2 separate regions of the Homo sapiens genome follow, and region 1 is linked to region 2. A link is an interaction called in ENCODE POLR2A ChIA-PET data of the cell type or tissue named here. Cell type or tissue: PC-9. All regions are shown on one strand. Links, peaks and the distances in the headings refer to the core of each region. The heading gives the core; the rest is flanking DNA.

Region 1 (15,493 bases), core at 3,480-11,479, 88 kb after region 2:
CATGTTCTCTCCCCACCAGTCCCTGGCAAGCCCCTTCTACTGTCTCTATGAATTTGATGACTCTAGGCACCTCATACAAGTGGAATCATATAATATTTGTCTTTTTGTAAATGGATGATTTCACTTAGCGCAACGTCCTCAAGCTTCATCTGTATTGGAGCACGTTCCTTGCCTTTTAAGGCTGAATAATATTCCACTGTATGCATATATCATATTTCATCAATGTGTCCATCGATGGACACTTGGGTTGCTGTCACCCCTTGGCTATGCTGCTGTGAATGTGGGTGTACGCATATCTCTGAAAGACCTTGTTTTCACTTTTTTGGGGCATGTACCCAGAAGTGGAATTGCTGACTCATATAGCAGTTCTATATTTAGATTTTTGAGGAATTGCCGTACCATTTTCTGCAGCAGCTGCACCATTTTATGTTCCCATCAGCAATGCACAAGGGGTTCAATTTCTCCCCATTCTTGCCAACACTTATTTTTCTATTTTCTATAATAGCTAGCCTAGTGTGTGTGAAGTAGCATCTCATTGTGGTTTTGATTTGAATTTCCCTAATGATTAGTAACGATGACCATCTCCTTATGTGCTTGTTGTCCATTTCTGTATCTTCTTCTTTTTTTTTTTTTTTTTTTTAATTTTGAGACAGGGTCTCACTTTGTCGCCCAGGCTAGAGTGCAGTGGTTTGATCTCGGCTCATTGCAACCTCTGCCTCCAGGGTTCAAGAGATTCTCCCACCTCAGCCTCCCTGGTAGCTGGGACTATAGGCATGCGCCACCATGCCCAGCTAATTTTTGTATTTTTAGTAGAGACAGGGTTTCACCATGTTGGGCAGGCTGGTTTCGAACTCCTGACCTCAAGTGATCTGCCCGCCTTGGCCTCCCAGAGTGCTGGGATTATAGGCATGAGCCACCGTGCCCAGCCATTTTTCTATCTTCTTTAAAGAAACACTGGCCAGGCACGGTGGCTCACACATGTAATCCCAGCACTTTGGGAGGCTGAGGCAGGCAGATTGCTTGAGCCCAGGAGGTTTGAGACTAGCCTTGGTAACGCGGTGAAACTTCTTCTCTATACAAAATACAAAAACTAGCTGGGTGTAGTGTGTGCCTGAAGTCCCAGCTACTAGGGAAGCTGAGATGGGAGGACTGGTTGAGTCCGGGAGATAGAGGCTGCAGCAAGCTGTGATTGCGCCACTGTACTCCAGCCTGGGTGACAGAGTGAGGCCTTGTCTCAAAATAAATAAATAAATAAAAATAAAGAAACATCTGTTCAAGGCTTTGCTTTTTTTTTTTTTTTTTTTTTTTTGAGACTGGCCTGGCCTTGTTGTGTTGCCCAGGCTGGCCTCAAACTCCTGGGCTCAAGCAATCCTCAGCTTCCCAAGTAGGTGGGACTACAGGCGCATACCACCATGCCTGGCTTCTTTTCTTTGTCTACTTTTGAATTGGATTGTTTGTTTGGTTGTTGAATTGTAGGATTTCTTTATATATACTGGATATTAATATTTTATCAAATACATGTTTTGCAACTATTTTCTTCCATTCTGTGAGTTGTCTTTTCACTGTCTTGTCTCTTGTTGTGTGGTTTTAAAAATTTTTTTAGGCCGGACACGGTGGTTCACACCTGTAATCCCAGAATTTTGGGAGGCCGAGGCGTGCAAATCACAAGGTCAGGAGTTCGAAACCAGCCTGGACAACATGGTGAAACCCCATCTACTAAAAATACAAAAAATTAGCTGGGTGTAGTGGCGGGCACCTGTAATCCCAGCTACCTGGGAGACTGAGGCAGGAGAATTGCTTGAACCCAGGAGGCGGAGCTTGCAGTGAGCCGAGATCACACTGCTGCACTCCAGCTCGGGCGACAGAGTGAGACTCCGTCTCAAAAAAAAAAAATGTTTTTTAGAGACGGAGTCTCTGTCGCCCAGGCTGGAGTGCAGTGGTGTGTGATCATGGCTCACTGCAGCCTGGTTGAACTCCTGGGCTCAAGCGATCCTCCCACCTCTAGTTGTTTTCTTTTCTTTTCTTTTCTTTTCTTTTCTTTTCTTTTCTTTTCTTTCCTTTTCTTTTCTTTTCTTTTCTTTTCTTTTTTAGATGAGGTCTTGCTCTGTCACCTAGGCTGAAGTGCAGTGGCATGATCCCGGCTCCCTGCAGCCTTGACCTCCTGGGCTCAAGCGATCTTCCTGCCTTACCCTCTGGAGTAGCTGGCACTACAGCCATGTGCTACCATGCCTGGCTAATATATATATATACACACACACATATATATATGTATATATGTATATATATGTATATATGTATATATATGTGTATATATATATGTGTGTATATATATGTATATGTATATAATATTTTTTAGTTTTTGTAGAGATGAGGGTTTGACTAGGCCCATCTGGAACCCCTGGGCTCAAGTGATCCTCCCACCTCAGCCTCCCAAAGTGCTGGGATTGCAAGTGTGAGCCACCGTGACCAGCCTCACCCTCTCTCTTTTTTTTTTTTTCTGAGACACAGCCTCAAGAAGTCCTGAGAACATGTGCCTTCTGGCCCCACTCTCTTGATAGTGTTTTTTGATGTACAAAACTTTTTAATTTTGATGAAGTCCAGTTTATCTATTTTTCTTTCGTTACCTATACTTTTAGAGTCCTATCTATGAAATTATTGCCGAATCTAACGTCATAAAGATTTTTTTCTAAGTGTTTCATAGTTTTAACTGTTATGTTTAGGTCTTTGATCCATTTTGGGTAATATTTTTGTATATGGTGTTAGGTAAGGATGCAACTTCCTTCTTTTGCATGTGGATATCCAGTTTTCCCAGCACTATTTGTTGAAGAAACTGTCTTTTCTACATTAAAAGGTAGTGGCTCCTTTGTTGAAAATCAATTGATCGGCTCTCTCTCTCCCTCTCCCTCTCCCTCTCCCTCTCCCTCTCCCTCTCCCTCACCCCACGGTCTCCCTCTCATGCGGAGCCGAAGCTGGACTGTACTGCTGCCATCTCGGCTCACTGCAACCTCCCTGCCTGATTCTCCTGCCTCAGTCTGCCGAATGCCTGCGATTGCAGGCACGCGCCGCCACGCCTGACTGGTTTTGGTGGAGACGGGGTTTCGCTGTGTTGGCCGGGCCGGTCTCCAGCCCCTAACCGCGAGTGATCTGCCAACCTCGGCCTCCCGAGGTGCCGGGATTGCAGACGGAGTCTCGTTCACTCAGTGCTCAATGGTGCCCAGGCTGGAGTGCAGTGGCGTGATCTCGGCTCACTACAACCTACACCTCCCAGCTGCCTGCCTTGGCCTCCCAAAGTGCCGAGATTGCAGCCTCTGCCCGGCCGCCACCCCGTCTGGGAAGTGAGGAGCGTCTCTGCCTGGCCGTCCATCGTCTGGGATGTGAGGAGCCCCTCTGCCTGGCTGCCCAGTCTGGAAAGTGAGGAGCGTCTCCGCCCGGCCGCCATCCCATCTAGGAAGTGAGGAGCGCCTCTGCCCCGCCGCCCCATCTGGGATGTGAGGAGCACCTCTGCCCGGCCGAGACCCCGTCTGGGAGGTGAGGAGCGTCTCTGCCCGGCCGCCCCGTCTGAGAAGTGAGGAGACCCTCTGCCTGGCAACCACCCCGTCTGAGAAGTGAGGAGCCCCTCCGCCCGGCAGCTGCCCCGTCTGAGAAGTGAGGAGCCTCTCCGCCCGGCAGCCACCCCATCTGGGAAGTGAGGAGCGTCTCCGCCCGGCAGCCACCCCGTCCGGGAGGGAGGTGGGGGGGGGTCAGCCCCCGCCCGGCCAGCCGCCCCATCCGGGAGGGAGGTGGGGGGTCAGCACCCCCGCCTGGCCAGCCGCCCCGTCCGGGAGGGAGGTGGGGGGTCAGCCCCCCGCCCGGCCAGCCGCCCCGTCCGGGAGGTGAGGGGCGCCTCGGCCCGGCCGCCCCTACTGGGAAGTGAGGAGCCCCTCAGCCCGGCCACCACCCCATCTGGGAAGTGAGGAGCGTCTCCGCCCGGCAGCCACCCCGTCCGGGAGGGAGATGGGGGGGTCAGCCCCCCGCCCGGCCAGCCGCCCCCTCCGGGAGGGAGGTGGGGGGGGTCAGCCCCCCTGCCCGGCCAGCCGCCCCGTCCGGGAGGTGAGGGGCGCCTCTGCCCGGCCGCCCCTACTGGGAAGTGAGTAGCCCCTCTGCCCGGCCACCACCCCGTCTGGGAGGTGTGCCCAACAGCTCATTGAGAACGGGCCAGGATGACAATGGCGGCTTTGTGGAATAGAAAGGCGGGAAAGGTGGGGAAAAGATTGAGAAATCGGATGGTTGCCGTGTCTGTGTAGAAAGAAGTAGACATGGGAGACTTTTCATTTTGTTCTGCACTAAGAAAAATTCCTCTGCCTTGGGATCCTGTTGATCTGTGACCTTACCCCCAACCCTGTGCTCTCTGAAACATGTGCTGTGTCCACTCAGGGTTAAATGGATTAAGGGCGGTGCAAGATGTGCTTTGTTAAACAGATGCTTGAAGGCAGCAGGCTTGTTAAGAGTCATCACCAATCCCTAATCTCAAGTAATCAGGGACACAAACACTGCGGAAGGCCTCAGGGTCCTCTGCCTAGGAAAACCAGAGACCTTTGTTCACTTGTTTATCTGCTGACCTTCCCTCCACTATTGTCCCATGACCCTGCCAAATCCCCCTCTGTGAGAAACACCCAAGAATTATCAATAAAAAAATAAATTAAAAAAAAAAAAAAGAAAAAAAAAGAAAATCAATTGATCATAAATACAAGGGTTTATTTTGGGGCTCTCTATTGTCTTCTGTTGGTCTCTATGTCTGTCCTTATGCCAGTATCACACTGCTTTCATTACTGTGGCTTTGTAGTAAGTTGTGAAATCAGGAGGTATGGGTCCTTCAACTTTGCTCTTCTTTTTCAATGTTGTTTTGACTATTTGAGGAATGCAGGTACTTTTTAAATAGGACTCCTAGAGGTACCAAGGAAAGGATGATCTATAACAGCTGCCGCTTACATACTTTAGGAAGAATGTTGCGGCTGTGTTTGGCCCATCTCATGGGTCTGGTGACCCTACTGTCTTGTCTGTACTAAGAAGTATGAATAGAATGCATGGTCTGATAAAGGTAAAAGCATTACGTTACATAGTTATATGCTATACATATTTAACTATTAAAACATACAAAATAGGCCAGGTGTGGTGGTTCATGCCTGTAATCCTAGCATCTTGGGAGGCTAAGGTGGGAGGATCACTTGAGGTCAGGAGTTCGAGACCAGCCTGGCCAACATGGCAAAACCCCATCTCTACTAAAAATACAAAAATTGTCCAGGCGTGGTGGCGCTTGCCTGTAATCCCAGCTACTGGGGAGGTTGAGGCAGGAGAATTGCTTGAACCCGGGAGGCGGAGGTTGCAGTGAGCCGAGATGACACCACTGCACTCCAGCCTGGGCAACAGAGCAAGACTCTGTCTTGGAAGAAAAAAAAGAGAGAGAGAAGAAGAAAAAACCCTACAAAATAGCATGGAATCAGAGATCTGAGATATCTGGTCTCTGTACGCACACATAACTTCAGTTTATCTGAACACTTCTGCTTGTTTCTGTTCTCTGCTCTCCTGACCCACCTCCTACCTTCGTTTTCCTGCATTCAGATGCTACATGCAAGTCATTTTTATCTATTTTTTTCCCCTGCAGACCATTTTTAAAACTCTGTGCTGTAATTGTACTGATTAAAATCAAGGGGGCCAGGTGTGATGGCTCATGCCTATAATTCTAACACTTTGAGAGGCCAAGGTGGGCGGATCACCTGAGGTCAGGAGTTCGAGACCAGCCAGACCAGCCAGACCAGCATGGAGAAACCCCATCTCTACTAAAAATACAAAATTAGCTCGGCGTGGTGGCAGGCGCCTGTAATCCCAGCTGCTCTGGAGGCTGAGGCAGGAGAATCACTTGAACCCGGGAGGTGGAGGTTGCAGTGAGCTGAGATTGCGCCATTGCTCTCCAGCCTGGGCGACAAGAGTGAAACTCCGTCTCAAAAACAAACAAACAAACAAACAAACAAAAAACATAAGGAATACATTCACCTGGTTCCAAATTCAAAGGTAAAAAGGCCCAGGATGAAAGTTTCCGTAGCATCCCTGCCTCCTTCCTGCCAATTTCCCCTCTCTGGCAACAACCATTCTTACTGCTTTCTTGTATTTTCTTCTAAATACATATATTTATACGTGTACATTCTTGAGCTGGATGCAGTTCAATAATGAATTCTAGCAACTCAGAAGGCTGAGGAGGGAGGACGACTTGAGCCCAGGGGTTCAAGGCTGCAGTGCAGGAGTTCACACCACTGCATTCCAGCCTAAGTGACAGAGCGAGACCCCAGCTCTAAAAACAAAACAAAACAAAAATATTCTGTTGCATAGCCAAGTAAAAAGAACTTCCTGACACAGCAATAGGGCAGCGCATGCTGTGGCTGCTCTCCCGGCACCTTTGCAGTGTGCTCCTACAGATTTTCTCCTGCCGGCAGGTATGCACCTGCCCCTGCCCCAGAGGGATTGATGGGAACTAGGAAGACCCTCAGCAGCCTTGTGGCAGGCAGTGAGTGGGGGTGGGGGTTGAGATTACTCCCATTCTGGAGTGCCTGCATCCAAGCTCTCAGGAGGTGGCATCTTAACACCCTGCTCCCCTGCCCACCCCTCTGGCGAAATAACTCTGGGAAGCCAATTCTATGCTGGTGCCCAACGCATCTCCACCAGATTCAGCTTCAGTTGCTTTCAGTAGTTATTTATTGGATCACCCACCTGTTATTGGCCGCCTTCCCTTCCCTGTCTCACTTCCCCATTCCTTTCCTGCTGTTTAGCCAGCTCACTTCCCAAATTAAGTACTTGCTCTCGAATCTTTGTCTGAGTTTGCTTTGAGAGAAACCCAAAGGAAGGCCCATGTATGCACTGTTCTATACCTTGCTTGGTTCACTTAACATGACTTGGAGATACTCCCCTATCCCTACACCAAGGCTTCCTCATTCTGTTTTTTTTTTTTTTTTCTTTTGAGACAGGGTCCCGCTTTATCACCCAGGCTGGAGTGCAGTTGCACAATCAGGGCTCACTGCAGCCTCAACCTCCCAGGTTCAAGCGATCCTCCTTCCTCAGCCTCCTGAGTAGCTGGGACCATAGGCACGTGCCACCATGCCCAACTAATTTCTACATTTTTTGTAGAGATGGAGTTTCACCAAGTTGCCTAGGCTGGACTCAAACTCCTGAGCTCAAGTGATCCACCTGCCTTGGCCTCCGAAGTGCTGGGATTACAGACATAAGCCTCATTCTTTTTAAGGGCAGCACAATATCCCCTTCTGTGGACGTGCGTAAGAACTGGGCTCCGGAGCCAGATGGCCTGCAAGTCATTCTTCATATCTAACACGGGACCAGCCATCCTTCCGCAGAGGGCGGCCTGCTTTCCCTCCACCTTTTTTACTTTCATCATTGCCCCGGGCACCTCTTCCTGAAATCTGGGAGGCTTGCCTAACTCGTTCCCATACTCTTGCACATAGTATGTAAATTACCACATCTACAGACTGGCACTCCCAGTTGCGTCTGTCTTACCTAGAGTTTATTTGTCCTTTGCTCTTTTTTCCCTTCCCTCCCTCCTTCCTTCCTATTATCTGCCCACTACCCTGATCCTGGGTTAGAAGAACAAAAGTTTGAGAATTCTCTTTTCAGTTTTTTAATTTCTCAAAGTTAAACATAATTTTAAACATTGGCTGTTAGGATTAAAAAGTTAGGAGATTTCACATTGGAATCTGGATTTTATGCGTCTCTTGAAAAATCAATGCTGTTTCATGATAGTCTCAATAAAAAAAAGAAAAAAAATTAGGCTGGGTGCGCTGGCTCATGCCTGTAATCCCTGCACTTTGGGAGGCCAAGGCGGGCAGGTCACCTGAGGTCGGATCACCTGAGGTCAGGAGTTTGAGACCAGCCTGACCAACATGGTGAAACCCCAATTGTACTAAAAATACAAAAAATTAGCCGGGCGTGGTGTCGCGTGCCTGTAATCCCAGCTATTCAGGAGGCTGAGCCAGGAGAATCGCTTGAACCTGGGAGGCAGAGGTTTCAGTGAGCCGAGGTCTCACCACTGCACTTCAGCCTGGGCAACAGGAGTGAAACTCCATCAGAAAAAAATCATAAGTCCCAGCAATGCCTCTGTTCTGGCGTGACCACAGTCACAATCTCCTGGGCCAGAGCTAAGGATCCCCTGTCCCCTTGGGGTGGGGGCATCTCTCAACCATTCACCACTCCCCACAAAGAGGCCTCCTCACTTATTTATGGGACCTCCCTAGCCCAGTAGGTGACTGGATGTGAAACGCCTGGTTCAGGTCCTTATTAATGCAAACTTGAAGTATTTATTTAATTATTTTTTTGAGACAGAGTCTTGCTCTGTCGCCCAGGCTGGAGTGCAGTGGTATGATATTGGCTCACTACAGCCTCTGCATGCCGGGTTCAAGCAATTCTCCTGCCTCAGCCTCCCAAGTAGCTGGGATTACAGGCGCCTGCCAACACACCCAGCTAATTTTTTTTTTTTTTTTTTTTTGAGACAGAGACTCACTCTGTCATCCAGGCTGGAGTGCAGTGGCACGATCTTGGCTCACTGCAACCTCCACCTCCTGGGTTCAAATGATTCTTGTGCCTCAGCCTCCCGAGTAGCTGGGACTACAGGCGCTCGCCACCATGCCCAGCTGATTTTGTTTTGTATTTTTAGTAGAAATGGGATTTCACCATGTTGGCCAGGCTGGTCTTGAATTCCTGACCTCAAGTGATCCGCCTGCCTCGGCCTCCCAAAGTGCTGGGATTACAGGCGTGAGCCACTGTGCCTGGCCTAATTTTTGTATTTTTAATAGAGACAAGGTTTCTCCATGTTGGCCAGGATGGTCTTAAACTCCTGACCTCAGGTGATCCTCCCACCTTGACCTCCCAAAGTGCTGGGATTACAGGTGTGAGCCACCAAGCCCGGCCAAGCTTGAAGTATTTCTATTACTTAAAGTGAAAATGCAGATCCTAATTTCGGCACTTTGGGAGGCTGAGGCAGGAGGATCACTTGGGCCAGGAAGTTCAAGACTACAGTGAGCTATGGTGGCACCACTGTGCTCCAGGCTGGGCCACAGAGCAAGACCCTATCTATTTTTTTTTTTTTTTTGAGATGGAATTTCGCTCTTGTTGCCCAGGCTGGAGTGCAATGGCACGATCTTGGCTCACTGCAACCTCCACCTCCCAGGTTCAAGCGATTCTCCTGCCTCAGCCTCCCAAATAGCTGGGATTACAGGCACGTACCACCACACCTGGCTGACCCTATCTCTTAAAAACAACAACAGCAACATCATCAACAACAATACCCAGATTCCGATTCAGTAGATCTCGGTGGGGCATGAGATTCCGCATTTCTCACAAGTTTCCAGGTGATGCTGGTGTTGCTGGTCTACAGACCACACCTTGAGGAGCAGGGACAAGCCAGTCTCCTTCCTCCCCCATCGATTTTGCACATCACTGGGGATTTATTTTTCTAGTACATTATGTTTCTAGAATTCCAGTGGTTGTTGAATATCCATGGCAGTTACTGTTTACTGTTTGTTTTTTTTTTAAAGCACAGGATCTTTCGGCTTCCCAAACAGTGTTACTGCTCAGATCCCTGTGCACAGTGTACAAGTCAGATCTAATAGGTGCTAACTGAAGTCAAAGAGAAGGCCCTGGAAAATATCACTCTGAAATCCACCTCCCCACTCCCTGATCCCCAGGTCCCTGTGTCCAAACCACAGGAATTTGAAACTGTGGAACTCAGCTAAAAATCAGAGATCTTATTCTGGTATTCCAAGGACTTAGGAGTTAAGTAACTTGCCCAAGATTACACAGCTGCAAAACCCCGGATCTCCCAAACCCTTTGCATTTTTGTCCTAAGGCCACAGTCACAGCATTTCCTACCAAAGCCCAGCCCAGATCCACCCACTTTCTGATTTTTCTTGCCTTATTCACACCTGAGAATAAACACCTCTCTGCCAGTTAAAACTGTATTTTCAAACAGGGTTAGGCTCTGTGGCTCACACCTGCAACCCCAGCACTTTTGGAGGCTGAAAGAGTTCAAGACCGGCTTGGGCAACAAATCAAGACCCCTGTCTCTTAAAAAATAAAAAAATTGGGCCGAGCGCAGTCGTTCACGCCTGTAATCCCAACACGTTGGGAGGCCGAGGCGCGTGGATCACCTGAGATCAGGAGTTTGAGACCAGCCTGGTCAACGTGGAGACACCCCATCTCCACTAAAAATACAAAAATTAGCCAGGCATGGTGGCACATACCTGTAATCCCAGCTACTCGGGAGGCTGAGGCAGGAGAATCACTTGAGCCTGGAAGGTGGAGGCTACAATGAGCTGAGATCACACCACTGCACTCCAGCCTGGGTGATAGAGTGAGACTTTGTCTCAAAAAAGAAAAAGAAAAAGAAAAATAATTAGCTGAACACGGTGGTGTGTGTCTGTAGTCCCAGCTATTCAGGAGGCTGAGGCAGGAGGCTGTAGTAAGCTATGATCATGCCACTGCACTCCTGCCTGGGTGACAGAGAAAGACTCTGTCTCAAAATAAATAAACAAAAAACAAACAAAACAGGGTTTATAAGTAGTAAGAAAAGGCAGTTGGTGTCTTTTCCCCCTCTTCTGTCCTCCAGTTGTCTCCAAAATGGTGCATTTATCTTAGACAAGGTGACAGGTGGGGGGCAGGGAACGGAGGGGTGGCACAAAATGGTGCATTTGGTAAAACACTGAAGACAAGCTTACTCCAGGATAAAACTGGCAAAAGGTTGAAGACCAGGTTACTCCAAGATAAAGTTCTACCTCCTTCACCGCCTGGTCTCCAGGTCTGCATCTCCTGGTCACAGTCTCTGCAAGGTAAGCTTTTACCTTATCTCTCTGCCTGTTCCAGGGAAGCCTCCTTCCTGCCAAGTTGGTGTTCACCTTCACCTGAATTCACCCTTGTTTTCCTGCCTACCATGGGGCCATGGGGGCCCTTGTTCACTCCATCTCCTATATGCTGAGAATGCCCTTGTTTAATGAGGCTTTTTTTTTTTTTTGAGACAGGGTCTCACTCTGTTGCCCAGGCTGGAGTGCAGTGGCACTATCTTGGCTTACTGCAAACTCTGCCTCCCAGGCTCAAGTGATTCTCCTGCCTCAGCCTCCTGAGTACCTGGGATTACAGGTGTGTGCCACCACACCCAGCTAATTTTTGTATTTTTGGTGGAGATGGGGTTTTACCATGTTGGCCAGGCTGGTCTGGAACTCCTGACCTCAGGTGGTCCACCTGCCTCAGCCTCCCAAAGTGCTGGGATTGCAGGTGTGAGCCACCTTGCCCAGCTAGTTTAAAATTTTTATTTTATTTAGAGATAGGATCTTACTCTGTTGCCCAGGCTGGAGTGCAGTGGCATAATCATAGCTCACTGTAACCTTGAACTCCTGGGTTCAAGCAATCCTCCCATGTCAGCCTCCCCAGCAGGCAGGACTATGGCATGCAGCACCATACCTGGCTAATTTTTGTATTTTTGCAGAATCAGGGGTCTCACTATATGTCCAGGCTAGTCTTGAACTCCTGGCCTCAAGTGATTCTCCTGCCTTAGCCTGTCAGGGATCTGGGATTACAGGCATGAGCCATGCCCGGCCATATTTAATGGGTTTTGTTCTGTTTTTTTAAGATGGGATCTTGCTCTGTTACCCAGACTGGAGCACAGTGGTGAGATCATGGCTCACTGCAGCCTTGACCTCCTGGGCTCAAGCAGTCCTCCTGCCTCAGCCTCCCAAGTAGCTAGGACCACAGGCATGCACCATCACTTCCAGATTTTTTTTTACTTTTCTAAGAGATGGTGGGGGCAGGGAGTGGGGAGGTCTCTCCATGTTGCCCAGACTGGTCTCAAACTTCTGGCCTTAAGTGATCCTCCTGCCTCAGCTTCCCAAAGTGTTGGAATTACAGTCTAAGCTACTGTACCCAGCCAAGATATTTAAAGTGACAAAGAGATTTTTTTTGTTGTTGTTGTTTTTGTTTTTTGTTTTTTTTATTGAGACAGAGTCTCACTCTGTTGCCAGGCTGGAGTGCAGTGGTGTGATCTCAGCTCACTCACTGCAACCTCCGATTTCTGGGTTCAAGCGATTCTCCTGCCTCAGCCTCCCGAGTAGCTGGGATTACAGGCACACACCACCACACCCGGATAATTTTTGTATTTTTATTAGAGACAGGGTTTCACCATGTTGGCCAGGATGGTCTTGATCTGACCTCATGATCCACCTGCCTCAGCCTCCCAAGATGCTGGGATTACAGGCGTGAGTCACCGTGCCCGACGATAGTCTTTAATGGATGTAAGTGGGGGTATTTTGGAAATTAACAGCTCTTTTCCCATGTCTTTTTGAGGTTGTGGCTCATCAGAGACAAAAAAAAGCATCTTTTTTTAGGTTTGTTTTTTTTTTTTTTTGCCACCTGTCCTTGTTGGTCCAATCCCTACAAGAGAAGGGAAATGAGGAACTCTTCTTAAGCTTTGGACTCTGTATGGTAGACTTTACATGTGAAAAATTAGATAAAGTGAACAATTACATGGAAAAATATCATTACCAAAATTGTTCAAGAAGAAACATAGTAGGCCGGCTGTGGTGGCTCACACCTGTAATCTCAGCACTGGGAGGCTGAGGTGGGTGGATCACCTGAGGTCGGGAGTTCGAGAACAGCCTGGCCAACATGGTCAAACCCGTCTCTACTAAAAATACAAAAATTAGCTGGACATGGTGGCAGGCGCCTATAATCCCAGCTACTCAGGAGGCTGAGGCACGAGAATCGCTTGAACCCGGGAGACAGAGGAATAGAATAGACTTACATATAAGTAAAATTGAATCTGAATAAAAAATTCTAGTGAGAAAGAAAATTATAACCACAAAACACTTCACCAAGCCCAGATGTCCTCACAGGCAACTTTTATAACTTTAAGGAACAGAAAACCTCCATCTTACCCAAACTAAGAAACAAAATTCAACAACCCATGTGAATCTAGTCACTAGCTACTGTAAGGGAAATCTCACACCTAGCCAAAAACATTAAAAAAAAAAAAGTAAGAAAAGGAAACCAATAGTTCAGTTTCACCTACATAGATGCAAAAATTATGAATAAAACATTAGCTAGCCAAATACAACTATGTGTAAAACAAACATTACCAATCAGTATTTATCCCAGGAAGGCAAGGACGTTATTTTACCATTAGAAAGTAGCAACATAGTGTAATCCCAGCTATTCGGGAGGCTGAGGCAGAGAATTGCTTAAACTCTGGAGGAGGAGGTTGCAGCAGTGAGCTGAGATCGCACCACTGCACCCCAGCCTGGACAACAGAGTGAGAGTACGTCTCAAAAATAAAATAAAATAAAATAAAGTAAGTAGCAATACAGCTGGGCTTGGTGCTTTGGGCCTGTAATCCCAGCTACTCCGGAGGCTGAGGCAGGAGAATCTCTTGAACCCAGGAGGCGGAGGTTGCAGTGAGCCAAGATCACCTCACTGAGCTGTCTAGCCTGGGTGACAGAGTGAGGTTCCGTCTCAAAAAAAAGAAAAAAAAAAAAAATAGAAGCCGGGCAGGGTGGCTCATACCTGTAATCCCAGCACTTTGGGAGGCTGAGGTGGTCAGATCACCTGAGGTCACAGGTTTGAGACCAGCCTGACCAACATGTGAAACCTGATCTCTACTAAAAATACAAAATTAGTCGGGCGTGGTGGCACATGCCTGTAATCTCAGCTATTTGGGAGGCTGAGGCAGGAGAATTGCTTCAACCTGGGAGGTGGAGGTTGCGGTGAGCCGAGATCGCGCCACCGCACTGCAGCCTGGGCAACAAGAGGGAAACTCCGTCTCAAAAAAAAAAAAAAAAAAAGCAAAATAAACGCACTGCAGCCTGGGCAACAAGAGGGAAACTCCGTCTCAAAAAAAAAAAAAGAAAAATAAAAAAATAAATAAAATGTAAATCCTTTTGTACATTTTCATGGAAAACCATAAATAATATGAGAAGAAAAGCTACAAATTAAGAGATATTTGTAATGTATATAACTGAGAAAGAATTGATATCCAAAACTTTTCTTTTATTATTATTATTATTATTTTTCAAAATATTTTTAAAACCTACAAATAGGCCCAGCGTGGTGGCTCACACCTGTAATCCCAGCACTTTGGGAGGCGGAGGCAGGCAGATCACTTGAGGTCAGGAATTCCAGACCAGCCTGGCCAATATGGTGAAACACCATCTCTACTAAAAATACAAAAATTAGCAGGGCGTGATGATGGGCACCTGTAGTCCCAGCTACTTGGGAAGCTGAGGCAGGAGAATCGCTTGAACCCAGGAGGCAGAGGTTGCAGTGAGCTGAGATCATGCCACTGCACTCCAGCCTGGGCAACAGAGACTCCGTCTTAAAAAAAAAAAAAAAAAAACCCCAGAACCCCCCCCATAAAAAAAAAAAAAACCACTACAAATAATGAGAAAAGGACAAACCATCCAAAAGGAAAATGAACAAAGGAATGATTTCTATGACCAATAAACATATGAAACATATAAACAGACAAAAAGAAACTCGATCTCTGCAGTAATTAGGGAAATGTATATTAAAACACAAAGATACCATCTTACATCCTTCAGATCGGCAAATATTAGCAAGCCTGCCTATTTAATCAAAAATGCATTAGGCAGCTGGGCACGGTGGCTCATGCCCATAATCCCAGCACTTTGGGATACCAAGGTGGGAGGGGAGGACTACTTGAGCTCAGAAGTTTGAGATCAGCCTGGACAACATATTAAAACCTTGTCTCTACTAGAAATAATTTTTTTTTTTTTGAGACGGAGCCTCTCTCTCTCCCAGGCTGGGGTGCAGTGGCACGATCTCAGCTCACTACAACCTTAGCCTCCTGGGTTCAAGCGATTCTCCTGCCTCAGCCTCCCAGGTAGCTGAGATTACAGGCGTGCGCTGCCATGCCTGGCCAATTTTTTTGTATTTTAATAGAGAGGGTTTCACTGTGTTTCCCAGGCTGGTCTCTAACTCCTGAGCTCAGGCACGCCACACGCCTCGGCCTCCCAAAGTGCTGGGATTATAGGCGTAAGCCACCGCACTGGGCAGAAATAAAAATTTTTAAAAATTAGCCGGGTGTGATGGTGGGCACCTACAGTCCCAGGTATTCAGGAGGCTGAGGCAGGAGGATTGCTTGAGCCTGGGAGATCAAGGCTGTACTGAGCCGAGATCACACCCCTGCACTCCAGCCTGGGCAACAAAGTGAGACCCTGTCTCCAAAAAAAAAAAAAAAAAAAAAAAAGAAAGAAAAGAAATGCATTAGGCTACAAGCAGTAGAAGATCTAACTAAATGACTCAGACAAATAGGAAGTTCTTTTTCTCACATAACAAGTCTGTGGCCAGGCGCCGTCGTGTGAGCTTGTGGTCCCAGCTACTGAGGAGGTGGGTGGGAGAATCACCTAAACTCGGGAAGGTTTTAGCTGCAGTGAGCTGTGATCGTGCCACTGCA
Region 2 (15,493 bases), core at 4,498-12,497:
AGCTTGGTCATTATAAAAAGAATTTTCTGGCCAGGTGTGGTAGCTCACGCCTGTAATCCCAGCAGTTTGAGAGGCTGAGGTGGGTGGATCACCTGAGGTCAGGAGTTCAAGACCAGCCTGGCCAGCACGGTGAAACCCCGTCTCTACTAAAAAATACAAAAATTAGCCAGGCGTGGTGGCAGGCGCCTGTAATCCCAGCTACTCGGGAAGCTGAGGCAGGAGGATCACTCGAACCTGGGAGCCGGACGTTGCAGTGAGCCAAGATTGCGCCATTGTACTCCAGCCTGGGCAAAAGAGTGAGACTCTGTCTAAAAAAAAAAAAAATCTTGAAACTTCTTGTCAGAAAAAAACCAAGGCTGGGCACAGTGGCTCATGCCTGTAATCCCAGCACTTTGGGAGGTGGAGGTGGGCAGATCACAAGGTCAGGAGATTGAGACCATCCTGGCTAACACAGTGAAGCCCTGTCTCTACTAAATATACAAAAAATTAGCTGGGCGTGGTGGCGGGCACCTGTAGTCCCAGCTATTTGGGAGGCTGAGGCAGGAGAATGGCGTGAACCCAGGAGGCGGAGTTTGCAGTGAGCCGAGATCGCGCCACTGCACTCCAGCCTGGGCGACAGAGCGAGACTCCGTCTCAAAAAAAAAAAAAAAAAAAAAGAAACCATACCAACACAAGCAGCTTACTGACAAAGGAAAGATAATATTAACATCAGACTTCTTATCATTAACAGTAAAAACTGGAGGAAAAAGTGATGTTTACAGCATCCAGAGAGAAATGAATGCAGAGCCTAAAATGCCACATCCAGACCACCTCAGGGGTCCCACCACCCTGCCACAGCCCCCGCCACTTACAGGTCCTAATTCATTCATCACAACTCTGCTGTTTAATAAGGATATGAAACTCTACCGCAGGGATCACTACAACACTGCAAAGTCTGATAGCCCTTAATATATAAAATCTGTGCAGGCCGGGCGCAGTGGTTCACGCCTGTAATCCCAGCACTTTGGGAGGCCAAGGCAGGCGGATCACGAGGTCAGGAGATCGAGACCATCCTGGCTAACATGGTGAAATCCCATCTCAACTAAAAATACAAAAAAATTAGCCGGGCGTGGTGGCGGGCGCCTGTAGTCCCAGCTACTGGGGAGGCTGAGGCAGGAGAATGGCGTGAACCTGGGAGGTGGAGCTTGCAGTGAGCCGAGATCATACCACTGCACTCCAGCCTGGGCGACAGAGCGAGACTCCATCTCAAAAAAAAATTAAAATTAAAGTTAAAAAAAATATATATCTATATCTATGTAGAAAAAATCTGTGCAAGTGGGTAATTTTTCAGATATGTTGCCATGCCTTGGTTCATGAGTTTTTCATGTCTGCTGGCAACCACAGAGCCTCTTTTGTGGCTTATCCCCTTATGTCCTTCGCCTATTTTCTATAATGTTTACAGAGCTTCATTTTAAGGATATTAATCCTTTACATCTTTGTTGTATTTGATGCAAACATTTTATCCCCGCTTTTTGTTTATGAATTTGGGGGATGACCTTTTGAGCTGCCAGAGTTGTCATCATGTTTGTGTAGCCAAATCCATCAGCCTTCTACATTGTGAGTTAGCCACTGCCACCCATCATCTTCCCAAAATCTGCAAAAAACCCAGAGTGAAAATAAACATACCTAAAAATAAAATCTGCCTGAAGGAGCCACAGTGGACCTCTGCCTTGAGACCACCAGAAGTTTATTTTTTCAGAAAATAAAACGGGCAAATAGGATAGTGAAATACTGGTAGATTTTTACATGGCCACATGCCATATAGTCACATTCCAAGGGACCAATAAGCTCTTTGTCCCACATCTAGCATGTCAGCAGAGCTTTCAAATCACCCTTATCTATATCAACTTTAGGGAAAATGATGGGACTTTTTTTCTTAAAGAGAGGGGGTCTCATTATGTTGCCCAGGCTGGTCTCAAAATCCTGGCCTCAAGCGATCATCCTGCCTCAGCCTCCCACGTAGCTGGGACTACAGGTGCAAGTCACCATGCCTGGCTAAGGAAACTGATGGGACTTTTTAAAGCAGAATAAATTTACTCTCCTAGGTTAAGTTCATCTTGGTGTTCCAGACATGAACATCCACTGCAGCAGCAAACCCCTCCCCACCGTCCCCAGCGCTAGGAACACACAGTTCCATCCCGACAAGAATACCTTCCAGCAAGTAACTGTGCTCCATTTCTCCACCACGCATTTAATTTAACCTCATAAGCTACAGTGGGGGAACCACTAATGCACTTCACCCACCTCTTCCAGAGTAGTGCCTGGAGTATCCTGAAGCCTTAGACCTGAAAGAGCACAGGAGAGGATGAGACTCATACAGCGCAGAGCAGTGATGTTCTGAGAAAGGCGTCAGGGAAGAGGACTGCAGGGCTCAGGAAGAGGGGAGCACCTTTCATCAGGGACAGTACATGGAGGAAGAACGAAGAAGGGGTGAGCAAAGAAATGTGTCCTTGGACACGCCATAAAAAGCCCAAAAGGACAGAGCATTCCACACCCCGGTGCACAAGGATGATGCAGACACTCTCAAGGTCAGAAAGTATGCGACAACCCGAGATCAGAGGGTTTATCCACACAGGATGAGCGTGGTGTGTATAAATGCCAAGGTCCAGCGGCAAAATGCAACAGATAAAAGGGGAGAGGTGAGGGAAGAGTGGAGTTTAACTTCTGTATTAAAACAAGAAGCAAAATCTCCCCGGGAATTTGACACTGGGGAAAGTGTGTGTGCCAACCCGTGGTCCCTCATTGCCCCTTTTCCTACCCTTTGCAAAAGAGAGAAAGAGAATGAGCAAATCCACTCGCTGTCTTGGCCTTAATACATGACAGTGGGGAAGGAGGAGCAGAGGGATAGAAGATCATGATGGCGACAATGGCAGTAATAACTGCAATTTTCCAGTTGCTAAGTGTCGGTGTGTGCCAGGCACTTCTCTGACCTCTTATTAAATAAATGACAGTTATTTCTGGCCAGTAAGCATAATATTACTTGGTTTGCACACAAACTCTACAAAAGTAGAAACTGAGCTTCAGAGAAGTCAAATAACTTGCCAAAGTATACACAGCTATAGGCAGTAGAACAGGATTCAAACTTGAATCAGTAATCTGAACCTGCCATTACACTGTTTATACAAGACATAAAACTGCCCTTTAAATGCTCAGCTTACAGCTGTTTTCCCTGGACAAACACAGCCCAGGCCAGCTGGCCTATACACACTGCCTCTGTGAGACTTGCTGGTGATTTTGCCCTCCTTGTGATTTTTGAGGGGGCACTGAGGGGCAGGAATCACCTTCAAGCTCCTTTTCCAGGGCTGATACCCACCCTCCTTGGACTAGGAACTCTCTAACATATGCACTTCTATTCACCTGCATGGCTGCTCCCTAGCACACATCACCATGGTCTCTCATCAACATCACAACAGCCACTTAACTCGTGTTCTCATTCCATCTTTTTTTTTTTTTTTTTTGAGATAGGATCTCACTCTGTTGCCCAAGCTGGAGTGCAGTGGCGCGATCACAGTTCACTGCAGCCTTGACTTCCCAGGCTCAGGTGATCCTCCCACCTCAGCCTCCTGAGTAGCTAGGACTACAGGCATGTGCCACACCTGGCTAGTTTTTGTAGAGATGAGGTTTCACAATGTTGCCCAGGGTGGTCTTGAGCTCCTGAGCTCAAGCAATCTCCTGCCTCAGCCTCCCAAAGTGCAGGGATTACAGGCATGAGCCACTGCACCTGTAATCCAGACTCATTCCATCTTTTTTTTTTTTTTTTTTTTTGAGACAGAGTTTCACTCTTGTTCCCCAGGCTGGAGTGCAATGGTGCGATCTCGGCTCACCACAACCTCCACCTCCCAGGTTCAAGCAATTCTCCTGCCTCAGCGTCTCGAGTAGCTGGGATTACAGGCATGCGCCACCATGCCCAGCTAATTTCGTATTTTTAGTAGATGTTGGCCAGTCAGGCTGGTCTCGAACTCCCGACCTCAGGTGATCCGCCCACCTTGGCCTCCCAATGCTGGGATTACAGGCGTGAGCCACCATGCCGGGCCCCTCATTCCATCTTGATGGCTCTAAACACTTGTCCAAATGGTAAGTAGCATGATGCTTCAACAGAAAATTACCATGCTCTTTGATGGCTTCCTAATTTAGAGTGACACCCAAATTCCTTCACAAGAGGTGACTATGGGGCCTATCCAGGCCCCCTTTCCCAGTCCCTCATGGCCCCTACTGTGGTTACTCACAGGCCTCTCCTATCTCTCAGGACCCTGCTCATGCCATCCCTCCAAAATAAGCCCCCTTCATCTCACCCCTTCTCACTGGGGTGACTCCCATCAATACTTCCTCTGATCACCACCTCATCATGATGTCAGAGGACCATGTGGAGGGCTGAGTGTGATGGCTCACATCTGTAATCCCAACACTTTGGGAGACCCAGGCAGAAGGACTGCTTGAGGCCAGGACTTTGAGAACAACCTGGGCAAGATAGCAAGACCCCATCTGTACAAAAAAAAATTAAGGTAAAATTTTAAAAGATGATTGTAACAAAGCAAGATCATGTCTATCTGTCTGCCTAGCCAGAGAGCTGTGGGAAACAGAAAGAAACAGTATCACAGCCTCACCATCTTACCTCCACCCCTGGTGCTGAACTTGGCACATATATTAAAGGTTCTCCAACGTTTGTGGACTGATAAATGATTTTTTTAAGGCATGTGGTATAATGTAAGAGTGGTTTTGTTTAATAATCTTACTACATCAAACCTATCTGTGACACAACAGATGTCAGGAACAAGTCGGGGGTGTCAACGTCACCACCATCAATGTACACCGACCAAGAAAGATGAGGGAAGTATTAGAAAAGTCCAAATTATAACTACATCAAAAGATATGAAAAATCTCAGAGAACCTACAATTACATAGCGAGTTACAAAACACATGAGCAAGCCTCTTTCGATGTGATTGAATCAAACATTTCCCAAATGCCAGCGACAAGCATCTGTATCAGCAGCTAGCTAGCCACCATCTGGCCTGTTTCTGTTAAGGTCCCTGCTAAAAATGGTTTTTACATGTTTAAAGGATTGTGAACAACAGCAAAGAAGAACATGTGACTGAGATCACCTGGCCCCTAAAGCCAAAGACATTTATAGAAAGGTTTGCCCATGCCTGACAATAATAGGATAAAGGAATCCTGCTCACCATGGCAAGAATAACGTTAAATACTTAAGGATAAATTAAATAAAAATATGTGTGACCTTTATGAAGAAAACGATAAAATATTACTGAGGGACATAAAAAGGATTTGAAAAACCAAAGAAACAGAGGATACTCTTCGATAGGAAAGGTACTGTAAGAATATTCATTTTCCAATTAACATAATCTACACAGATTTAATAAAAATCCATTAATACCCCCCCAACAGGTCAGAGGAGCTTGCTAAAAAATCCTCTAGAAGAATAAGCAAGGGCCAGGCATGGTGGCTCATGCCTCTAATCCCAACAGTTTTGGGAGGTGGAAGCAGGTGGATCACCTGAGCTCTGGAGTTTGAGACCAGCCTGGGTAACATGGCAAAACCCTATCTCTACCAAAAATACAAAAAATTAGCTGGGTGTGGTGGCATGCACCTGTGGTCTCAGCAACTCGGGAGGCTGAGATGGATCACTTGAGCCTGGGAGGTAGAGTTTGCAGTGAGCCAAGATCATGCCGCTTCACTACAGCCTGGGTGGCAGAGTGAGACCCCATCTCAAAATAACAACAATAATAATAAGCAAGGATAGCCACAAATATTTGAGAAATAGGAGGAGTGTGGTCAGTGAGATAAGAACCCTAATGTAAAGTTGTAATAAACAGAAGTTCAACAAGTATGAAAACAAAGTAACTATTAGTCATTAAAAAAAAAACCCAAAAACTGATGTACATATGATATGGCAGCACTTCAAATCATAAAACCAACTATACATGCCAAGACAATTGGTTACCACCAAGTAACAAAATCCAGAAAAAGTAAGACCTAACGTCTACATTTTAACATTGTTAAGAAAGCACAGAAATATTTATTGACATGGAAAGATGTTTACCCTGTTATATATGTGTTATTTTTTAACTTGCCTTTTTACATAACACAGGGTGAACATCTTTCCATAAAGTGAAACAAGCCAGTCACAGAAGGACAAATACTGCATGATTCCACTTACGTGAGGCGTCTAAAATAGTCAAATGCAGAAGCAGAGTAGGATGGTGGATTCCAGGGACTTGGGGGGGCGGTCAATGGAGAACTGACTTCAACAGGTTAAAGGTTTTAGGTTGCCAGGTACGGTGGCTCACGCCTGTAATCCCAGCACTTCGGGAGGCCAAGGCAGGAGGACTGCCTGAGGTCGGGAGTTCAAGACCAGCCTGGCCAACATGGTGAAAACCCGTCTCTACCAAAAATACAAAAGTTAGCTCAGCGTGGTGGTGCACGCCTATAAGCCCAACTACTTAGGAGGCTGAGGCACAAGAATCACTTGAACCCAGGAGGCGGAGGTTGCAGTAAGCCGAGATTGCACCACTACACTCCAGCCTGGGCGACAGAGCAAGACTCTGTCTCAAAAAAAAAAAAAGTTTCAGTTACACAACATGAGCAAATTCTAGAGATCTGCTGGACCACACTGTGCCTATAATTAACAATACGTCGGTCAGGCATGGTGGCTCATGCACGCCTATAATCTTAGTACTCTGGGAGGCTAAGAGTGGGACGATTGCTTGAGGCCAAGAGTTCAAGATCAGCCTGGGCAACATAGTAAGATTCCATCTCTACAAAAAATGAAATTTTTTTAAATTAGCCAGAAAACAAAACAATACCATATTGTACACTCAAAAAGTTGTCGGCTGGGCCTGTAATCCTAGCACTTTGGGAGGCCAAGGTGGGCAGATTACCTGAGGTCAGGAGTTCGAAACCAGCCTGGCCAACATGGTGAAACCCATCTCTACTAAAAATATAAAAAATAGCCAGGCGTGGTGGAGCATGCCTGTAATCCCAGCCACTTGGTAGGCTGAGATAGGAGACACACTTGAACCCAGGAGGCAGAGGTTGCAGTAAGCCAAGATCCCACCACGGCACTCCAGTCTGGGTGACAGGGTGAGACTCTGTCTCGAGGAAAAAAAAAAAAAAGTTGTTAATAAGGTAGATCTCGTGTTAAATGTTCTTATCATAATAAAAATAAAAAAATAAAAAGAATGGTAGAAGATACTAGTTTTGAGTGAAAAAAGTTATTTCATAAGTGAAAAGAATTAAAAGCAATATATATAATGAAAAAGATAGTATGTACAGCATTAACCCACTGTGTATGTGTAAAGTATGTGGCCATGTATACACACACCAAAATGTTAACCAAAATGTTGAGTGATAGAAACACAAATGACTTATTTTCCTGTTTTTACTCCTCTATATTTTCTAAACTAACTTAACTACAAAAGATGGGCCCAATTTCACCCCTAAGAGCCTCATGGTGTCCACATTAGCACCAGTTCTTCCTTACTCCTCAGACTCAAGTCCAGGGGAAAGGCTGGTTCCCCTTACAGCATCTACCCCCTTTACAATGTAATGCAAGCAAATCAATTCAGTCCTTTCTGCTGTGAGCTCAGGATACAGCAGTGCGGAATAATGTCCTCATGTTTAAAGTTCTAAAATAACTTTGGGTTTCAGAAGAGAGTGGAGAAAAGCCAAGGTGCTACAAATTATACTTGGTATCTAGATTTCTTAAAGCTCCCTGCAGCCAAAGTTAAAAATCACTACCTTAAAGGAAGCAGGAAATCGCTACAGTCTCAAAAAAAAAAAAAAAAAAAAAGTCGCCTGGAAATAAATGTAAACCTGACAGATAAAAAAAATCAGCCATCTGGAAAATTCTGTTATGAGGAAGTAGAAAAGTAAAATAAAATATTTAGACGTGTAACAAATCTTCCAATTCCCTAAGGACTGAATCACTAGCTCTCCACCCACCAACAATCACGCACAAATGCAGAAGCTTTTAATCAGTACTTGTTTCATCAGCTATTCAGCCTGTAATGATTTCTTTTGAACTTCATTTTATCCGACCATCTCTCCCTGTCCAGGAAACAGAGTCACCCCTCTCACTGTGGCTTAGCAGGGCCACCTGAAGGAGAAATGTGATGGCACTGTCCAGAAGTTTTCAGAGCTGAGCTATTCGTGGAGTTAAATACCAAAACCTTCTGTGTTTCTCGAAAGAACCACCAAATCCTAAGAAAAACCTGTCCTTTCATGATCAGCACCTAGCAGAGTGAGCAGGTAACACAGAAACCCTCCAATGGCTGAATGAATTAATCACTAATAGTCTGCCCAAAGAGTAGAATCCCCCTATGTAAAATTCATCTTTAAGGCTGGGCACAGTGACTCCCAACGCTTTGGGAGGCCTAGTTGGGAAGATTGCTTGAGGCCAAGAGTTCGAGATCAGCCTGAGCAACATAGCGAGACTCTGACTCTACAAAAAATAAAACATAAAATTCATCTTTATATTCCCAGCTCCTAGTACAGAATAGACAGATGCTCTTTACAAGGAAGTACACAGGGCGGGGGGTGGGGCGGTGTGGAGAAGATAGATGTTCCATAAATGCTAATGAAATTTACATTTACTCCAAGTAGACGGCACTGAATAAATACTATATCAGAAATATAAATCCATGGCAAATCCATCATTTGCTCTAGACAAAAACCCACACTTCTCCAAAAGGATACGAGAGAGAGGAAGAGCCAGAATAAGAATCAGTGGCTCATGTGCTTAAGACTCACATGGGAAGCTTATTTAAAATATACACTTCTGGGCCAGGCACGGTGGATCACACCTGCAATCCCAGCACTTTGGGAGGCTGAGGCAGGCGGATCGCTTGAGCCCAGGAGTTCAAGACCAGCCTGGGCAACGTGACGAAACCCCATTTCTACCAAAAAAAAAAAACAGAAAAATTAGCCAGGCATGGTGGTATCCGCCTGTAGTCCCAGTTATTTAGGAGACTGAGGTGGGAGGATGGCTTGAGTCCAGAAGGTAAAGGTTGCAGTGAGCTGAGACTGCACGACTACACTCCAGCCCAGGCAACAGAGTCAGACTCTGTCTCAAAAAAAAAAAAAAAAAGACAGATTTCTTTCACACAAATACATGTAAGACAAAAATTTGACACTGTTTTATTTATAACAGCCCCAAACTAGAAACATCCAAAGAGCCATCAAGAGGTGGACGGGTAAGCAAATCATGGTGGGTCCATCAAAAGGCATGCTAGTTAGCAACAAACCAGAGAGCGTCTGCTGACGTGCCCGACAGCACAAGGGAGCTGCACAGACATTTCGTTAAAGCAGCCAGACACGAGACATGCAGTCTGATTCTCAAAAGACAAACCATTCTACGGGAAGCGGAGAGTGGTTACCTAGGGCAAGAATGGAGGAAAGGGCTCCCCAGGGAAAGGATGGAACCTTTGGAATGATAGAAATCTACTGTTTTGACTGTGATTCTGGTGGCTCCATTTGGATGTATATCCACTTGCTCTATGTAAACACTATCGCAATAAAATTGACTTTAGAAGACTAAAAGAATTAAAAAACCCTGTAATCCCACCAATTTTAAAAATGTCCCCTCCTCATATTCTAATCCTATAGACCTACCTTGGGGGCTTGGGAACCTGTATTTTTGTTTGTTTGTTTGTTGAGATGGAGTCTTGCTCCGTCGCCCAGGCTGGAGTGCAGTGGTGCAGTCTCAGCTCACTGCAACCTCCACCTCCCGGGTTCAAACAACTCTCTGCCTCAGCCTCCCAAGCAGCTGGGATTACAGGTGTGCCCCACCACACCCGGCTAATTTTTGTATTTTTAGTAGAGACAGGGTTTCACCATCTTGGCCAGGCTGGTCTTGAACTCCTGACCTCGTGATCCACCTGCCTTGGCCTCCCAAAGTGCTGGGATTACAGGCATGAGCCACCGCACCCGGCCAGGAACCTGTATTTTTAACAAATGCACAAATATTCTCATGCTAGAGGTCCTCAGATCACCCACACCTTGGGATAGGCAATCTTGGCTGGGAAAAAGCTATTGTCTGCACTTCTTTAAACCAATCCAGACAGGGGAAGAATATGACTAAGAAGGAGTGCCCTCTGGGATAAGGACACTCAAAACCTCAGCCTGCCAAGTGCTACTTTGGTTCTCACTAAGACACAAGAGCTTTCAGGGCCGGCTAGGTTCAATGATGAAGCACATTTCAAAAGCCAATCCATGGCTCTTTGCTTAAATCCCATTAAGGGGATTATAATCAAACTGTGGCTGCTCCATTAAGTTCTGTTAAATGCTAACATTTGACCTAAATGCTTTTAATTCAAGTCAGAAAAGACTGTTGGAACATATGCCCTCAACTTGTAGGTGTGGTGAGGGCTAGTTTTGAATGAAACGCTCTGAATTCTCAAAAAAAAAAAAAAAAAATCTTCAACTTGTATATGATCAACTTCCTTTGAATGAAATGACTTAACTGGTTACCTAATACACAGAGTCCGACTTCAGGGAGTTTGCAATTCTGATGCTGATCCTAGCTATAATTATTCCATTTAAAGCTCCAAGCAGCAACGAATGAACTTGTAAGCAGTGGTGATTATTTGATCTTGTGATGACAAGTATGCTCACAGCATGTGACTGAATTTAAAAAAAAAATAACAATCATCCTGCAGTCTTCTCCAAAACACTGCAGGAACTCTTGATCTTGTTTGTTTGTTTGTTTGTTTGTTTGTCTTTTTTGAGACACAGTCTGGCTCTGGCACCCAGGTTGGAGTACAGTCAAGCAATCGCAGCTCACTGCAACCTCCCACCTCAGCCTCCTGAGTAGCTGTGACCACAGGCATGCGCCACTATGCCCAGCAAATGTTTGTATTTTTTGTAGAGACAGGGTCTACTTGTTGCCCAGGCTGGTCTCGAACTCCTGAGCTCAAGCAATCCTCCCGCCTCAGCCTCTCAAAGTGCTGGGATCACAGGCATGAGCCACCATGCCTAGCCAGCGCTCATTTTTCAAACCGCAAGTCAGTACCTACTAGTAGGTCATGAAATTAAATTAGTGGATCTTGACCAGAATTTTTAAAACAATGGCATTTGACAGAACAAAAAACTTCAGAGCATATCTCAAAAGACAGGGGTAACCGAGAGTGTCAAGGTAAAATGCTTCATGCTGTGGGTCAGGGGAAAAGAGTCTGCAAGTCACTGATGGAAAAACTCTGCACACTGACATGAAAGGCATGTTCCAAGTGCCCGACTTAAATCAGATTATTTACTGACCTTAAACTAACATGCCCATAGAAATATTGTGCCAAAGTGAGAAAGCGGTATAAGATGATGGCACTGATGACAAAATATCATCATATTCCCCTGCCACAATGATGGAGGGGGTACCCAGAATTGCAGCACCAGGGTGGCCTTATAATTAATTACAATAATCTACCAGAGCCCTAAACCAAACTACCCCCAATGACTGCAATGGAAGGAATCTCCTTTGCACCCTAATGTGCCATCTCAGCCTTCTGTCACTGTCTCAGTTTGTGGACTTAATTCTTTTAAGAGTTGGAAATGTTTTAAAGGAAGCCAGATAAAACCTGGATTTCTGAGAGGGAACATAGGTACCACTGCCAAGTTCCATCTCAGAAACCAGTTTCCATCTGTAGCGAGCCCCAGGAGTAATGATCCCTTAGAGGCCACTCCCAGGGCCCCAAGAGGGGTCCTGACAGTAGCAACCCTGCTCTGACTGTAGAAAAAAAGGGTCCCTGGGCAAACACTGTACTAGTTAGAAATAATCTAAAAATGGGTTCTCAGGTCCTCACCAGTGGGCCAGAGAGGATGCGATGCCACTGGATAAACGTGGGAAATTTTCCTGAAACATCCATGGGGTGAGTTGGGTGGGGAGGATCATTCCTAACTGACAGCAAATAGTTTATGGCACATAAAGTAAAATGCACAACTGACAGAATGAAACAAGATGTTGAAGAATGGGCTCTGCCTACAGAAGATCCCTTCAGTCCAGCCCAAAGACTTAGTCCCAGAAGCTCTGGTACAGACAAGCTCTAGTCCCAAATGCAACACTAAATCCTAAAAAAGCTCCTGAGTCCAGCCTGAGACACGTCATTTTGCTGCCATCGAATTATGCATGAGCCATGAAAGGTGATGGTCATGGTATCTAGGTGACAAGACGATAACTCATTTGCCTGCTTGTTCAGAAGAGCGATGGAGTCTGAGAAAGTAAAATGTCAGAGTGGTGTATGCTTTGTTTGTTTGGGGGTTTAAGATACAAAGTCATCCGCAGTCTTTCTTTTTCTAACCTAATGCTATAGCAAACAGATGCTACAGCGCCTACTGTACCTGGTATCTTTCAGCAGAAGTTTTCTTTCCAAAACTTTATTTAAATAAAATTATAACAAGACCATCTTAAGCCTCGTCATCCTGGCCATTTCTCCTCAGTGCCAGGTGCTGCCCACACTGCCCACGCTGACCTCCAGAGTTCCCAGGTCTGGGCTCAAGAGACCTCCTCCTCCAGGGAGCACTCCTGGGTCAGCTGTCCGTCTTCTGTGTTTCCATGGTTCCCAGCTTCCTGTCCGCTCCCCACCAGAATGAGATGGCAGCAGGGACACAGTGTCCAATGCATAAAAGGCATTCAAATACTTGGGGAAATCCCTGACTCGTTCAGGGAAATCTTGTGGCTGGGACGTGAAAGGGGAAAGGGAGGGGCAGTATAGCAAAAAGTGCAGCCTGCATGACAAAATTAAAATCTGAATGTACATTTTAGCAAACTAAAGCAGAACAAAGATGAGTTTTATTGCATTTATTTCTACTACGTGATTTAACACATCACTTTTTGCACACATGGTGCTTTTTATTTCAACACTATTTAAAATGTATTAATCATCAGTCATCACAGGAGCCACTGAAAAGCTAATTTTATATGGAATTTTAACAACAAGATAAAAACATGTGCATAATGAACTATCAAGTCCCAGGCACAAACATGGTTTCACTTAGCCCTTATAAAAATTCTGGGAGGGGTTGTTATTCTCTCCATTTCACAGATGAGAAACTGGAGCACAGAGAGGTTGATTTATCTCTGCAAAAAAGCTCAGGGCCAATGTTGTGGGTCCAACAATCATTCTGGAAGACAAACGTTGTTCGTGTTACCTTCCAAGCTAAGAGAACGAGACTCTGAAGAAAAGGCCAAAAGACCAGAATAGGCCTGAGAAGGTCATATCTAAAAGTCATTCTGAAGGAAGCTGAGGAAAATTTGTGAGTTACTTTCAGGGAATAGAAAGAATGCTTTCTTCTCTTCCAGGTCTCCAGATGCCTTTTGTCATTTGATGCTCCCCCTGGCTCACCCAATACAAAAATCTTGGGAGCCTGGATAACTTCCAGGAGATGGCTGTGCCCTGCTGATTCAGTCCCACTGTGTCTGGGATGCCTGCTCCATCCTCTTTCCAGCACAGTCCCTGAAGAGGAAGCCTCAGTAGGGCACTTGGTCACCTCCAGCTACTGTTGCCAGAGCTGCCCCTGCTGGGAGAAGGCAGGCTCAGGTGCTGGGAGAAGCATCTCAAGTAACTCAACGGACTCACCAGCCCTCTCTGTGATCTGCTCTTCAGACCATGTCATTCTCCAAGGACCAAAGCCAAATTTCCTTCTTTCACCTGCAGAGAAAGATCCAGCTCCACTTTGCCTCTATTTCCTAACTACCCAATTACGCCTGCTTGGTTTTGCTGGACTTTGGCCCATTTATTCAGTCCTCTCAACACCAACCACTTTCCCGGTCTCATCTGGAAGACATTCCATTTGCAAATCTCTTGTGCAGTACTGTTTCTCCCCACCACACCATACCCCCTGCTCCCCACTAGTCCAGTATACCAAGAGTTCCTCTTCCCTGCAGACTCTCCCAAGATAAGGAAAAGGGAGCTCTGAGGGATTCACCTGCTCTAATAGATTACCTAAGGGCTGAAGAGTGGGTTTGCCTAAACTGCACTGCAATTATCTGGGGCTGGGACACTAATTCTTCCCCAGGTTAACACCACATACGTGGTGATCAAAATTATTGCAAAGCTTTTCCCTGATCTTCAATAAATGGGAGGCTTTAAATATTCCATGCCTGTATGTTATACACTCTTTTTCCTGCACAGGAGTGTGTTCTTCCTAAGCAATTCATTAAAAATTATATTCATTAAATACAGAGACTGCAATCACTTAGAATTGTATGCTACAGATGTCTTGCTTTTTTCTGGTATCTGAACCTGACATTTTTTAATAACCCAAAGACCTTAAAAGAATTAAAAATATATCTGCACTCAGCTATAAGACACTCTAGCTCTCCATGAAGTTTGTTTCACTTATATTCCTTTTTGGTTGTTTACTTACTTTTCATCAGACTTCTGAAACTCTGCATAGAAGGAAAACATAGGCTGGGCACGGTGGCTCACACATGTAACCCCTGCACTTTGGGAGGCCAAGACGGATGGATTACCTGAGGTCAGGAGTTTGAGACCAGCCTGCTCAACATGGTGAAACCCCATCTCTACTAAAAATAGAAAAAAAGTAGCCAGGCGTGGTGGCAGGCACCTGTAATCCCAGCTATTTGGGAGTCTGAGGCGGGAGAGTTGCTTGAACCTGGGAGGCGGAGATTGCAGTGAGCCGAGATCGCACCATTGCACTCCAGCCTGGGTGACAGAGCGAGACTCCATCTCAAAAAAAAAAAAAAAAAAGGAAAACATAAAAGAACACACAGCAGAGCTTTGGCAATCCTGGCACTAGATTGGACTCTGAAAATAAGTAATTTACTTACATCGTTTTTACTTTATTTACTCTGGAAAGTAAATAAGCACCTGAAAAACACAGAAATTTTACTCGCTGCAGATGAAGTTTTTATTGCTATTCTCTCTCACATACCTAAGGGCGGTGCCTTCTAAGAAGTGCATAAATGTTAATGTTCAGTTTTTGATATTTAAATTATGTCTGACAGCACTAAGAAACCCTTTGGAGATTTTCTAGTAATGCAGCTGTGCAAAACTGAGAACTTCTCACCCACCTACACAGGCACAGTCACACACACACAGGCGCGCACACACACAGAAACAGACATATATGTAGAAAATCAGAAACATCACCAGAGATACAAACACTCAGATACTCACATGGAAACAGATACACGCAGACCCAAATGCACACAGACACAAACAGATAGTAATCAATCTGTATATCCTCACAACTCATTCCCCAAAGCAGAACCGCCAAATGGCCTTACCTTCAAAGTGAAACTCCACCCTTCCACAGAAATGTCCTCTAATCAGTGCGTCACCCACCACTTCTGTGCCGGTGTCTGTGCAACCCTGCGATTGTCCTGGTACTCAGCATGAGACGCTCTCAGGTGCTGAAGGAATTTCAGCTTTTATAACCCACACAGGCTGGCCAAAATTGTATAACCGCACCACCTCATTAGAAATG

What was found. Peaks named below come from ENCODE experiments on the same cell type or tissue, not always from the same donor. Only the 100,000 strongest peaks of a DNase experiment are listed, where the experiment ranks them.
Region 1: POLR2A ChIA-PET joins it to region 2 with 23 read pairs; 5 of 35 experiments call an interaction of 5 or more read pairs at or near these places.

The regions. Positions count from the first base shown.
Region 1 is chr20:5,023,984-5,039,476 of GRCh38, forward strand. No RefSeq gene overlaps it. Among named protein-coding and RNA genes, the nearest start is that of SLC23A2, 30 kb to the left of the region's middle. RefSeq lists an enhancer at 4,184-4,713 and a silencer at 9,106-9,263. In PC-9, for the core only: no CTCF peak of the experiment used is centred there; DNase peaks (open chromatin) are centred at 4,898, 7,458 and 9,858; H3K27ac peaks cover 5,152 bases.
Region 2 is chr20:4,934,552-4,950,044 of GRCh38, forward strand. The region is part of intron 2 of SLC23A2 (solute carrier family 23 member 2); the gene reads right to left. Among named protein-coding and RNA genes, the nearest start is that of SLC23A2, 59 kb to the right of the region's middle. RefSeq lists a silencer at 15,001-15,050. In PC-9, for the core only: no CTCF peak of the experiment used is centred there; a DNase peak (open chromatin) is centred at 7,980; H3K27ac peaks cover 688 bases.